Regions from separate parts of the Homo sapiens genome. Here region 2 is linked to region 1. A link is an interaction called in ENCODE POLR2A ChIA-PET data of the cell type or tissue named here. Cell type or tissue: MCF 10A. All regions are shown on one strand. Links, peaks and the distances in the headings refer to the core of each region. The heading gives the core; the rest is flanking DNA.

Region 1 (7,912 bases), core at 1,179-6,178:
TTTGGAGTGGGCATGCTAAGACTTTGAAGGATTCTTTTATGGTTGAATAATATTTTCTTCAAGTTAAAACTTATCTGGAAAAAAGCAACCCTGTTTTACTGGGAGTGGAGGTGAAGGTATTAGCTCCAGGAAGCTCCTTGAAAATCACTGTTCTCAAACTTGAAACCAGGATTCCTATATTTTGAATTCCCCTTCAAAGTTGAAAGGGCACATGGTCTCTCACACTTAGTGGTCCTGCCTCCTTGGACTCGTCTGCAAAATAAAAATAATAGGACCTACTTATCTGGGCTATTAAAAGGATTATGTAAATTAATACATGGAAAGTACTTAGAACAGGGCCAGGCATATGGCAAGTGCTCATTAAATATCATCCACTTATACTTGTCAATATTAGGGTTACCTCCTGGGCTTCCCGTGTCACCACTTTAATTACATTCCTTCAAACACTTCTAATTTTTTTTTTTAATGTGTAAGCCAGCTGCTTTGTCCCTTTCTAGACCTTCGGTTTATTTTCTTCATAAAAAAATAGGAGTTATATTAGAAACCAAGCTTAGAAACCAAACCTAGCTAATTTGTCTTTGCATTGCCAGCCTGAGTTAGGTCCCTTAATGCTGCCATCTTTGGTTTAAAAGCTGGGGACACAGGCGAGTCTGTGTGACTTTGTAAAATTCTTAATCATCAGGACACACACAAGACTCAAGCTTCTGAAACTGAGCAGAGGAGAGGGTGATGGTGGTGGTGCTGTATCCCCAGGGTGCACAGAGCAGGTAATTGAAAGTCACATAATATTCATTATGCATCTTCAAGAGAAAGATCAGAGGGTGAGTCCATTAATCCCCCACTTCCTTCTTTGTTATAGATAACTGATGTCTTCTCAATCTTATGCAGTGTTCTTAAAAAATCATTTCCAGGTCGGGTGCAGTGGCTCACACCTGTAATCCCAGAACTTTGGGAGGCTGAGGCAGGTGTATCACCTGAGGTCAGGAGTTCAAGACCAGCCTGGCCAACAAGGTGAAACCCTGTCTCTACTAATAATACAAAAATTAGCGGGCGTGGTGGTGCACGCCTGTAATCCCAGCTACTTGAGAGGCTGAGGCAGGAGAATTGCTTGAACCCGGGAGGTGGAGGTTGCAGTGAGCCGAGGTGGCGCCATTGCACTCCAGCCTGGGTGATAGGACGGAAACTCCATTTCCAAAAAAAAAAAATCATTTCCAGACATGTCCTTTGGCCATCTCTTCCAAATGGATTGTTGTCCCTAAGCCCTTCCTATATAAAGATCCTGGAACCCACACTGTTCATTTTCTTGGAGCCTCACTCAAAGCAAAAATTTTGAGGGAAAATTTTGATTTTTGGTTTTTTTGAGACAGGGTCTCACTCTGTCATCCGGGCTGGAGTGCAGTTGCTCGAACATGGCTCACCGCAGGCTCACCCTCCTGGGCTCAAGCAATCCTCCTGCCTCAGCCTCTTGAGTAGCTGGGACCGCAGTTGTGCAACACCATGCATGGCTAATTTTTTAATTTTGTAGGAACAGGGTCTCACCATTTTGCTCAGGCTGGTTGGTCTTGAACTCCTGGGCTCAGGCAATCCTCCTGCTTCAGCCTCCCAAATTGTTGGGATTTCAGGCATGAGCCACTGTGCCTGGCCTGATTTTTATATTACAACAAAATAGATATGCAGCAGAATGCAAAATTTGCAGGTTCTAAAAGAAGTTTGAGCTTAGAGCTTTCAGTTATGTCCCTCTGGAGCAGAACTTGATCTTTTTCCTCTGCTGATTGGGGAGCAGTGGTAAGAAAGTTTGTGAAGCTAGATGAACCTGCCAGCTACAGGAATTCTGTACAAGAATCCAATTCTTGTTCCCAGCCAATGAGCCTGTTGGAGTGGAAGGGACCTTCCAATGGAAGTCACAGGGTTGGGTGTGGCAACTGAGCCTGGGCTGTGGAGATGGACCTTCCTGATTTGAAATCTTGGCTCTTCAATGGATTAGCTGTGCAACTCTAACAAACTGTCCTAACCTCTCTGGACCTCAGTTTCCTTCACTGGTAAAATAAAAATAACAATAGTACCTATATCTTAGGAGGTTTGTTGTGAAGAGGAAATGATGCAGGTAAAGAACTTAGCCTAGTATCTGAATGACAGTAAGTTTTCAGTATAAGTCACCTGTTATTGGTTATTATTTTGGGAATACATTTGTTCTCAGGGAAACGGGGCCTTCCTCAATCTAGCTGAGGAAAAACTACAGTAAAGCAAGCTCAGGGCTTGGCTGGGACAAGACAGACAGTCTGGGTCAGAGGAGGCCCGAGTTAGACAAACTTGGACCATAATTAGCATGATTTACTAGCATAGGGAGTTGGGAAAGTGTTTTGCCCGGGGCAGCACTGAAGAGAGGTGGTGAATGAACTGGATAGCAGGGGCACCATCAATTGCAGCTTTGTCACTGAAAGGAAGGACTTTATGAGGGAAAACCTGAAATGATAAATGGCTTTCAAGTTTCCTCCCAGAGCCAGTCCAGCTCCATCCCATACCCCTTCCTGGCTTTCCAGCATAGCCTATGGAAAGAGACCATGAGATGGAAAAGTTAAGTCCAGTGCAGCATAGGAAACTGTATAGAGAAAACAGGAGAAGGGCTGGCTGCAAAGTAGCCATGGCCTTGGGAGCGTGGAGTTAGGAAGGGGCCAAGAGAGCCAAGCCCTGAGCAGTCCTGGGGCCATGGCCACCCAGAAGGCTCAGGTGCATGTCCACTGGGCTAGAGGTGGCCAACAGTGAGTCCTCCTGAGGTGTGGGCGCTGCCACAGGGCTCACCTCAGACTTTCAGATGATTTTGTATTTGTTGATCTGGTTTTGACTTAGAAGTTCTTAGATTCTTTCCTTTGTATCTGCTCTCAAGCTTCTGTACATAAAACATGAATCTTGCTTAGGAAAGCCCATGTGGGGATGCAGATGCCTCTTTCTCTGACCAGTGGGTTTTGCACTTTTTTTTTTCTTACAAAAAGTGCTTTCTTCAAATAAAATCTCACATTGTGCAATAATATTATAGCTAACATATTTATTGAGCACTTAGTATGTGCCCGTTATCATGCTAAATTATTTGTGCTTTCTCATGTTGTCCCTAACACAATGCTATGAAGTCCTCTGTCATGTTACCCATTTTACAAAGGGAGAAAGTAAGGCTCACGGGTGTGACCCTTTTCAAGCTCACGTAACCCGTAAGTGGCAGAGCTAGGAGTGGGTTATCTGGGTGTATTCTGGCTCCTGCAGCCCAGCCTCACTGTGCTCTACCGTCTTCAGAATTAAAGTGGAGAAGCATGCTTAGGGATGGAGGTGGACAGAGAAGGACTGAAGCCCCATCTTCTCAACTGTCACTTCCACTCCCTTCTCTGGTGGTCCCTAAGGAACCTCTGGGAAACCCCTAAAGCCTCTCAGGAACCTCAGTTTAGAAACCTCTGCAGCTGACAAAGTATAAGCAAGATTCCAAAGCAAAGGAGGCGCTGCATGTGTGCGTGGCACATTGGCTGTCAGGGGAGGGGTGTTGGTCTGTGGAGGTTAAGGAAAGAATTCCAGAAAGAAAGTAGTGGCAAGGCCAGGGTACTCAATGACTACTGGAGGGTTGGCTACTGGAACTCGACTGGAGAAACCATCTTTTAAAAATATCATATGCATGTGAACTACATGCAGCCTCCCCCCCAACCAACTCTCCCGCCCACTTGGATACATTTTCCAGTAGTCATCGTTCTTTACTTTGAAAAAGCCACAGGCAAGGCAGGGTAAGTTCATGAAATTCTAGAGTATTTTGCAATCTGGACTGTCCAACCTCCTGCCTGCAGTGCAGCCAAGCAGAAGTCCTGCTTCAAAGAGCAGGTCAGAATCCTTTGTGGTTACCACACCAGGGCACAGATTCAGCGGCACTCTGCTCAAGCCATTTGAAGGGTTTTTGAGAACAGCTGGTTTTCCTAAATAGGCTGAGTATTCCACCCTTCCCTCTCCTAGACATCATTTGTCTAGAAGGCACATCATTTTTTTTTCTCCTTTTCCTTCCCTTCCCTCAGGTCTCAAATATCTAAGCTGTTAAAAATTCTGAACTGAGAAGCTTGAGATGGAGTTTTGTTGTTATTTTTGTTCAATATGGACAATGAAGAGAGGAGAGGGAAGGCTGTTTTTCCACCCAACAGGGAGTGGTGAGGAGTTCTTGGCTAGGGTGAGCACTTCCCAAGTGCCAGGCACGTGACTAAACACTTCGTACACAAAATATCATTCAATCTCCCCAACTCCAGGAGGCAGAGGAAAGCATATCTCAAAAAACTGGCTGCAGGTCACATGGCTGGTAAGTGGCAGTGCCTGCCCATGAACCTGGGTGAACAGGAAGCTGCCACTGCAACAATCTTTAGGAGGGCCCAGAATTCCAGATAGTATTTCCTGGGAGGTGGGTAAGGACCTCAGGAGAGGTATCTCAGAGCCTGCTGGCCATGGAGCAGGGAAAGTTGGCTGAGCAGTGCCCAGAGGCAAAGCTGGCTGTCTCCTGACCCACCCCTGCCAGAGGGGGCTTTTGTAGAAACTCCAAATGGCTGCACCTCTCTGGGTGGCAACGTCCTTGTTGATAAAAGACAGAAGGCCCCTCCTGCTAATCCTCCCACCTGTGGAGGAGAGCAGGGGCTACAAGGCTCACCCGGTGCCCAGGCAGCTCCAAGAGAGGTGTTTACTCCAGGTGAACATTTCACACCCAACTTCGACCTTTTGGAGGTCAGTGATACTGAGCTTCCCCTGAAATCCCGAGGGCCGGTGGCTACTTGAAAGCCTGGCTCCATCCCTCAGGGAGCCTTAGGAACCTGGGCCAGTCTCGAAGGCTATTTTATTTTCACTGGCCGCATGACTTGATGGGAATTTCTGTTTTCTCAGTGGGTGGTGGGAGGAGAAGGCTGTGTCTTCGATATTGCCTGATGCAGGAATCACAGAAGCTTCTGGAAGGGATCCTAGCAATGGCCTGGTCTAACCTTTCATGACGTTGATGGAAATGCGGAAGCCTCTGGCCAGAGAGCTGTGTCTGAATGTCTAAGACTTGGTTGGATTTAAGGAACTCTGGCAATGCCACTGGTGATCACTTCTGTTAACCTCATTCTTTAAAATTGTGGTAAAACATACATAATATAACACTTAATCATTTTAACTTTTCTTAAGGGTACAGTTCAGTGGCATTAAGTACATTCACATTGTTGCACAGTCATCAGTGCTATTCACTTCCAGAATTTGTTCATTATCCCAAACTGAAACTAATCCTTTTTTTTTGACCCAGAGTCTCCCCCTGTTGCTCAGGCTGGAGTGCAGTGGCATACTCACAGCTCACTGCAGCTTCAACCTTCTGAGCTCAAGGGATCCTCCTGTCTCAGCCTCCCGAGTAGCTGGGACTACAGGTGCGTGCCACCATGCCCAGCTAATTTTTGTATTTTTTCGTAGAGACGGGGTTTCTCCATGTTGCCCAGGCTGGTCTTAAACTCCTGACCTCAGGTGATCTGCCTGCCTTGGCCTCCCAAAGTGCTGGGATTACAGGCAGGAGCCACCATGCCTGCTCCCCAACCTTTTTTTTTTATCTCACTGTCGCTCAGGCTGGAGTGCAGTGGCGTGACTGCAGCTCACTGCAGCCTCGGCCTTCCGGGCTCAAGGGATCCTCCTGCCTCAGCCTCCCAAGTAGCTAGGACTACAGGCATGTGCCACCATACCAGGCCAATTTTTAAACAATTTTTTGTAGATACAAGGTCTCACTATGTTGCCCAGGCTGGTCTCCAATTCCTAGGCTCAAGTGATAATCCTGCCTCGGCCTTCCAAAGTGCTAGGATTACAGGTGTAAGCCATCACGTCCAGCTAATCCTTCAATTTTTTAAACAGTTATGTGTGCTTACCAGGTACCGGACTGTGTCCTAAACACTTCCCATATGATAACTCATTTCATTAGCATAACAACTCTACAAGGTAGCATTGTGGTCATTCCCATTTTACAGATGAGAAACTAACTGGGACATGAGAGGTTAAGATGACACAGCTAGTGTCAGAGCCAGACTTCCCATTTGGGACACACCAGGTCTTCATGACACAGAGCCGCTGCTTCACTGCCCAGGCCATTGCCTGGGGCAGCTGGTTGTAGCCCGCCCCTCCCACTGCCACCCCAACTACTTCCCAGCAGAATAGGCAGAAAGAGGGGGCTCTCATGATGGCAGGTCTGGGTTAAGTGAGGCCTGGCCTTATGCATAGGTAGAGAGAGAGCCTGGAGCTGGGCCCCACCACTGTGGGAAACATAGGGAGGGCACGGCGACTTGAAAGTTTTCATTTTCCTCCTTCAGATTTAACCTGTTAACCAAAGTTCAAGGGAAGGAGACACAGTACATTTCTCATGTCTTTCTGGGAAACAAGGTGCTTCTTAGGCCTAAAGGAGAATTGTAAGATGTATCTGTTTGATTCAAGTCCAAATGCAATGATCTAGACCTTACAGATGAGGGTGAGAGATTTCACATGTGCGTGTGTGTGTGTGCACGCGTGTGTGTATGTGTGTCCATGTGGGGTGGGGGCAGGTGTGGGATTGCATTATGTAGGTAAGTGCCTCAAGTCTGTGAGTGTGGCCTGGTCCCTGGCCCCAGAGGCAGGGGCTTCTGGTAGTGGACTTTTTGCAGTCCCTGGAGGCATGGCCTCTCTTGCACACTGCCTGCCTCCGGACACTGAGTCTGGACTCCTACATGGGGTTAACACTCAGTGAGGACTGACAGCTTGATTGGCACTTGCATGACCGCTGAGCAGCGTGTGCTCCTGTTGTGCCAGCAGTCAGCCAGGTGTGCTGTGATATGTGGTCACCCAAGCACCTCAGTGACAGAGGCCCTCAGAGGGTTTCTGGGGGCAAAGCTCGGCTGGCCTCCCTCCGGCATGGGATTTTCTCAAGGTCCCATGCTGCCTTCTCAGGTGGAGAAATCCAGGCTGAGAAAGAGGAGGGAGGGTGGGGAAGGAGGCCTGGGGAACAGTGAGGGGCTCATATTTACTGAACACTTGTTTTGTGCCAGGCTACATATTTACACCCTTTGGCTCCCTTAGTCCTTATAGTAGCTCTCATCACCCCTGGTTTAGGGAAAAAGAAATAGAAGCTCAGAGAATAATGATATATTAATATCAATAACCACAGTGTGATATCAATTATAAGATGGGTCAACTTGCATGGAGCTTAACTGTGAGGCCCAGGGCAAGTCACTTAGCCTCTCTGTATCTCAGTTTCTTCATGTATAAAATGGGGATAATAATTGTTCATCTCATAGGGCTTTGGCAAGGATGAGATGGTGCTTGGCACAAGGTTTGGTACACAGCTCGTGTTCAGTAAATGTTGGCTAAAACCACCATGACCAAGCAAACACAGCATACCAGGTCCTGGGCTAAGGGCTTTCTTTCTACTACATTGTTTAAATATCATAATAACTCCAAGAGACGTACATTTTACTTGGCAGCAAAACGAGGCTCAGAGAGGTTAGCTGAGCCGTGCACGGCCTCGAGGCCACAGAACTAGGGAGTTTGGGGGTGAGGGTTCCAGCACCTTTTATCTGCAAGAGGTTGCCCTTCCTTCCATCCAGGAGCCCTCCAGCCCTCTGCCCTGAACTCTGGTGTTCCTAGGCCCCAGCACAGCTTTGTCTTCCACCTGCGGCCAGCACCACCTCCTGCCCTAGCCCATCCTGGCTGCACTCAGATGGGCTCCTTCAAATGTACGCACCTGTCTGATGCTCAAAGGCAGGGTAGTACTCTTCATTGCTGAACAGATCAGTCCACGACATCAGGGGATCGCAGAAGGATGCATTAGGCAGGAAGGTGCTGTGTGTCACCGAGTCCAACATTACCCTGCAACAGCAGGAGAGGTCGTGAGGAGGCTGGGGTGAGGTACTCCTGAAGCCACACT
Region 2 (5,000 bases), core at 1-5,000, 160 kb before region 1:
TTCAGCAGCAAAATGGGAGTAAGAGTATATATGATGGTAAGAATCACATGATATAATACATGTGAAGCACATGGGCCGGGGTCTGGTGCTTCGTAAAAGTTTGACCCACGGTAGGTCTGTGCTGGGTATCAGAGTTGAGAATTCAGTCTCTTGGCTTCTCTGGCTGGGGAGGGAACACACATGGTTGAAGAGTAGAGAATCAGGGGTAAGACTGCCTGGACCACCACTTATTACCTGCATGACCGTGAGCAAGCTACCAAACCTCTCTGTGACTTTGTTTCTTCATCTTAAAGATGGGAATCACAGTATTCACTTCATTTACCAGTGGGGCAAATAACATCTTATGGTGTCACTCCCATTTCATTTATTTATTTATTTATTTATTTATTTATTTATTTATTTATTCGTTCATTCATTCATTCATTTTTTGAGATGGAGTCTCACTCTGTCACCCAGGCTGGAGGGCAGTGGTGCGATCTTGGCTCACTGCAACCTCCGCATCCTGAGTTCAAGCAATCCTGCTGCCTCAGCCTCCCGAGTAGCTGGGATTACAGGTGTGCGCCAGCACTCTGGGCTAATATGTTGCTCCCATTTTAGATCTAGCCATGCCCTTTCCATGTAAACCTAACAGTTCAAGCTTCTCTTGAGTGTTCTTTGGTGATCCCTCTAGATGAGTTAGCCAAAGCTGCTGTGGCTGTGAAATGAAGGAAAGTCACCATCCTAGGTGGGGCGAAAAGACATACTCCAGAACAAGGATGCTTTTACCACTAATAATAGTTAATGTCTGCATCCTCACTACATACCAGGCTCTCCCAGGAATGCTACCCACATGGTCTGGGCCCCATGCCAGACCATTTATTTCAGAATATCTGGAGGTAGGGCCTTAAGACAGACAGACAGACACACACACACATACACACACTTTTTTTCTTTTGAGACAGAGTCTCGCTCTGTTGCTCAGGCTGGAGTGTGGTGGTGTGATCTGCGCTCACTGCAACCTCTGCCTCCCAGGGTCAGGTAGTTCTCCTGTCTCAGTCTCCCGAGTAGCTGGGATTACAGGCGCCTGCCACCACACCGCCTCATTTCTGTATTTTTAGTAGAGACAGGGTTTCACCAAGTTGGCCAGGCTGGTCTCGAACTCCTGGCCTCAGGTGATCTGCCTGCCTTGGCCTCCCAAAGCGTTGGGATTACAGGCTTGAGCCACCATGCCTGGCTGACACTTTTATTTTTAAGCTATCCAGATAATACTAACGTGAATCTAGGATTGAAAACCACTGAAACAACAACCCTATCAGCTAGGAACTATGGCAACCCCATTTAACAGAAGAGGAAAACTGAGGGCAGAGACCTCAGCTATCTAGCTGGCAATCAGACAGTGACAACTCCTTCAGACCCCATCTCTTAGCCAGGCTTTGCACCCTGCCCCTCCTGAGCAGCCGAGGTCAAAGCATCCAACAGGCGGTTGGATACTCCCAAACCATTCGGACACCACTCCAGGCCCCATGCCTTCTCAAGCCACCTAAGAGCGTTCTTTTTCCGGCCAAATTTCAGACCCACACTTGACCTCCAGGAATCCAAAGCTGCCTGAAAAATGGAGTCTTGCTTTCCCAGAATTGAAGGACACAGACGCAAAGTCACAATGATCCACAGAACAATTGGACTAATTAAACAGCCCCCATTTTAATGACAGGAAACAACAGAGTTGATGATCTTTATTAAAGGCTGCTGGCTGCCTACAAAGAAGCTGGAAAGCAAAATTCAGGGGCTTTTATGGCCATCAGCCAAAGATCGTAAGACTGAAAATTAAATCTCTATTGTCTGAGTCTCTATGCAGCCCTGCTATACTGAGCCCACCCTCTGGAAGGGCAAAGAAGGGCAATATTTCAATCCATCATATGACTAATGAAGTTCAAGGTGGCCTGTCTCCCAGCCAACTTCCTATTTGTTTTTCGGAGACAGGGTCTCACTCTGTTGCCCAGGCTGGAGTGCATGCAGTGGTGTGATACCGGCTTACTGCAACCTCTGCCTCCTGGGCTCAAGCAATCCTCTCACCTCAGCCTCCCAAGTAGCTGGGGCCACAGATGTGCACCATTATACCTGGCTAGTTTTTGTATTTTTTTGTAGAAACGGGGTTTCACCGTGTTGCCCGGTCTGATCTCGAACTCCTGGACTCAAGCCATCCACCTGCCTCAGCCTCCTAAGGTGCTAGGATTACAGGTGTGAGTCACTGTGCCCGGCCCAACCTATTTGATATCTGTATGTGATTTGAGACAGACAACTAAAACCGCACTAGGATCTTTGGTGCAGTCCTGCTTCTTCCATACACAGCTTTCCCCACTTCAGTCAATGGCCACTCCCTCCTTCCAGGGCTCAGACCATAGCAACTTGGTGTCATCCTTGATTCCTCTCTCATACCTCACACATCCAAGCTGTTGGCAAGTGCCAGTGGCTGGTCCCGCTGCGTCCACACTTGATACTAAAGTCAATTTCCAACACAATAGAGAGAGTGACCTTGTGGAAATACAAATCAGATCAAGTCACTCTGTGCTTGAGTCCCTCCAATGCTTTTCAGCTTACTCAGAACTAAAAGCCAATGAATTATTACCCAATGGCCTACCCCACTAACCACCCCACCATTTCCTCTCCAACCACATCTCCTGCTACACTCGCCCCAGCCGCACGGAAGGAGCTTCTCCTTGGTGGCTCCTTGAACCCACCAGGAATGCTTGCTATTCCCTCTGCCTAGAGCTGTCTTCTCCAGCCAGGCTGGCCTCAGGTGATTCCCCTCACTCTGCCTCATTATCCACAGGGCCTGCACCCTGCCCTCCTTCAGGCCCCTTTTATTCATTTGTTGCATCACCAGCTCCTGGAACAGTGCCCAGCACACAGTCCTCAATAAATATTTGTTGGGTGAACAAACGGATGTAACCCAAACAGAACTCCTGGCCTCTCCCCTACACAGTCCTCAGACTCCCCACCCCCGCCATCATCATTTGTCTCCTCAAAGACCAGTGTGGTAGAAAACACTACTTAGAATACTTTACAAGCACCCACTGGACAGGTGGGGGACATTGCGATGCCTTCTCAGAGGCAGCCCTACCCCTGAGGCCTTCTCACCTGCTACTGAATTGGGTCCCAGCATAGTCCTGGCCTGCCCAGCTGGTACTCAAGTGGATTAAGTCCAGAAGAACAGCTGCAAGCAACTTGCTTCCAAATTGTGTCCCCATGTACAACTTTAATTACCCGGCTGCTGAGATGGGCTGAAGAAGAAACAACCAGGTCCCTGGCTTTCACAAAAGCAACTCTTTTTTTGCCATATGTTCTGCCTCTCCAGAAGATTTCATCAATTTTCAACTTGGGATTTGACGGGTAGATGGGCCGGTTGGGGAAGAGAAACAGGCAAGCCACCCCATTTCCCCAGCCTCTCATACTGACCTGCCCAAGCCCTATTCAAGCTATGTGACTGTGAAGTACATCAGGGTTCAGAGCCTGTATACCTCGGAGCATGGAGCTCCATGTCTCGGCCTTCAGCATTCCTGGCAGCCTGTCATCCTCAGTTACTCTCATTTTCCCTCCTCTTTGAAACACCGGCCCTGCCAATGGCAACAAACAGCATTTAAAAATATCCTGCTGGATTATACAGCTCTGCCTTTGAAATTCCTCACAATGCCTGTCTCTGTCCCACATCGTATAAAGAAGGGTGTAGCATATTTAATTTTTTTTTTCTAGCTGCTCCCCTGCTATAAATATCCAAGTCTGGGTAGGCGGGCTTCAAGCACATGCTATATGAAGTCACCTCGGAGCTGGATCTCACCACAGTGCCGGCCTGCCAGGACCTGGATGCAGCTGTCAAGCACTGAAGCATGAGGTCGGCCAAAAGCATGTAGCACTCATCTTTCTGGGGAAAGGGGCACAGGAAAACCCTGAGTACAGTAATCACAATTAATCTTAATATTAAAAAGACAGTGTCCAGCCCTATTACCAAGCCAGGTCTTCAAAGAGCTCGTCCAGCACCATCCTGGGTGTTTCTTTCCCAAGGATACTAATTACAGCGCTCGACCTTAGGAAAATGACTGCACAGTGTCCATGTGGGGTCTAGAAACACTATCAGAGACAGAAAAGCCCTTGGGGAATCTAGTCTGACCTCTCCACACCACAGATAAGGAAACAGAGATCCAAGAGATGGAATGATTCATGCCAGGTCACAGACGGGGCAAGCTCCACCCCAGAATTTTCTGGATCCAAATCCTCATAGCTCTGTACTGGATTGTTCCGGATGCTTGTGCACGTACACCCACTTGGTGTGTGAGCCTCAGGCTTGTGTTTATTAATAGCTCTCCTCACAGCAAATACTAATTTTCATATTTTAAAATGTACAGACTAAAAAAAGTTGTAAAGGTTTCAATAAAAGCTTGGCCTCAACTGTAGGGAGGGTTTTCGTGCACTGAGAGGCCCATTTCAACCTCTTTGAGGTCCAGTTTAATGTCTCCTCAACTCTAACCTTGTATGTCCAGGCTTCCAAGTTTAGTTTTCTTGTTTAATTTTTCCATCATGGGCCTGACTCTCCTCAGCTTACTTTTAGAAAGCAAACCATGGGCCGGGCATGGTGGCTCATGCCTGTAATCCCAGCACTTTGGGAGGCCACGGCGGGCAGATCGCTTGAGGTCAGGAGTTCGAGACCAGCCTGGCCAACATGGTGAAACCCTGTCTCTACTAAAAATATGAAAATTAGCCAGGTGTGGTGGTGCCTGCCTATAATCTCAGCTAACTGAGAGGCTGAGGCAGAAGAATTGCTTGAACCTGGAAGGAGGAGGCTGCAGTGAGCTGAGATCGCAGCACTGCACTCCAACCTGGGTGACAGAGTGAGACTTTGTGTCAAAAAAATAATAATAAAAATAAAGAAAGAAAGGAAACTGTGGGCCTCAAGTCACTAACTACAAATGACTGTGTATGTATTTTTGCAATATGTTCATGAAGTTTATCTTTGTCAAGTGACAAGA

What was found. ChIA-PET counts read pairs that join two places held together with the same protein. Peaks named below come from ENCODE experiments on the same cell type or tissue, not always from the same donor. Only the 100,000 strongest peaks of a DNase experiment are listed, where the experiment ranks them.
Region 2: POLR2A ChIA-PET joins it to region 1 with 5 read pairs; 1 of 35 experiments calls an interaction of 5 or more read pairs at or near these places.

Annotation. Positions count from the first base shown.
Region 1 is chr11:34,497,900-34,505,811 of GRCh38, forward strand. ELF5 (E74 like ETS transcription factor 5) reads right to left here. Exons shown (of 7, transcript NM_001422.4): 2 at 7,730-7,854. The coding sequence starts at 7,850. Among named protein-coding and RNA genes, the nearest start is that of ELF5, 12 kb to the right of the region's middle. In MCF 10A, for the core only: no CTCF peak of the experiment used is centred there; a DNase peak (open chromatin) is centred at 3,772.
Region 2 is chr11:34,342,559-34,347,558 of GRCh38, forward strand. The region is part of intron 1 of ABTB2 (ankyrin repeat and BTB domain containing 2); the gene reads right to left. Among named protein-coding and RNA genes, the nearest start is that of ABTB2, 13 kb to the right of the region's middle. In MCF 10A, for the core only: no CTCF peak of the experiment used is centred there; DNase peaks (open chromatin) are centred at 853, 2,323 and 2,863.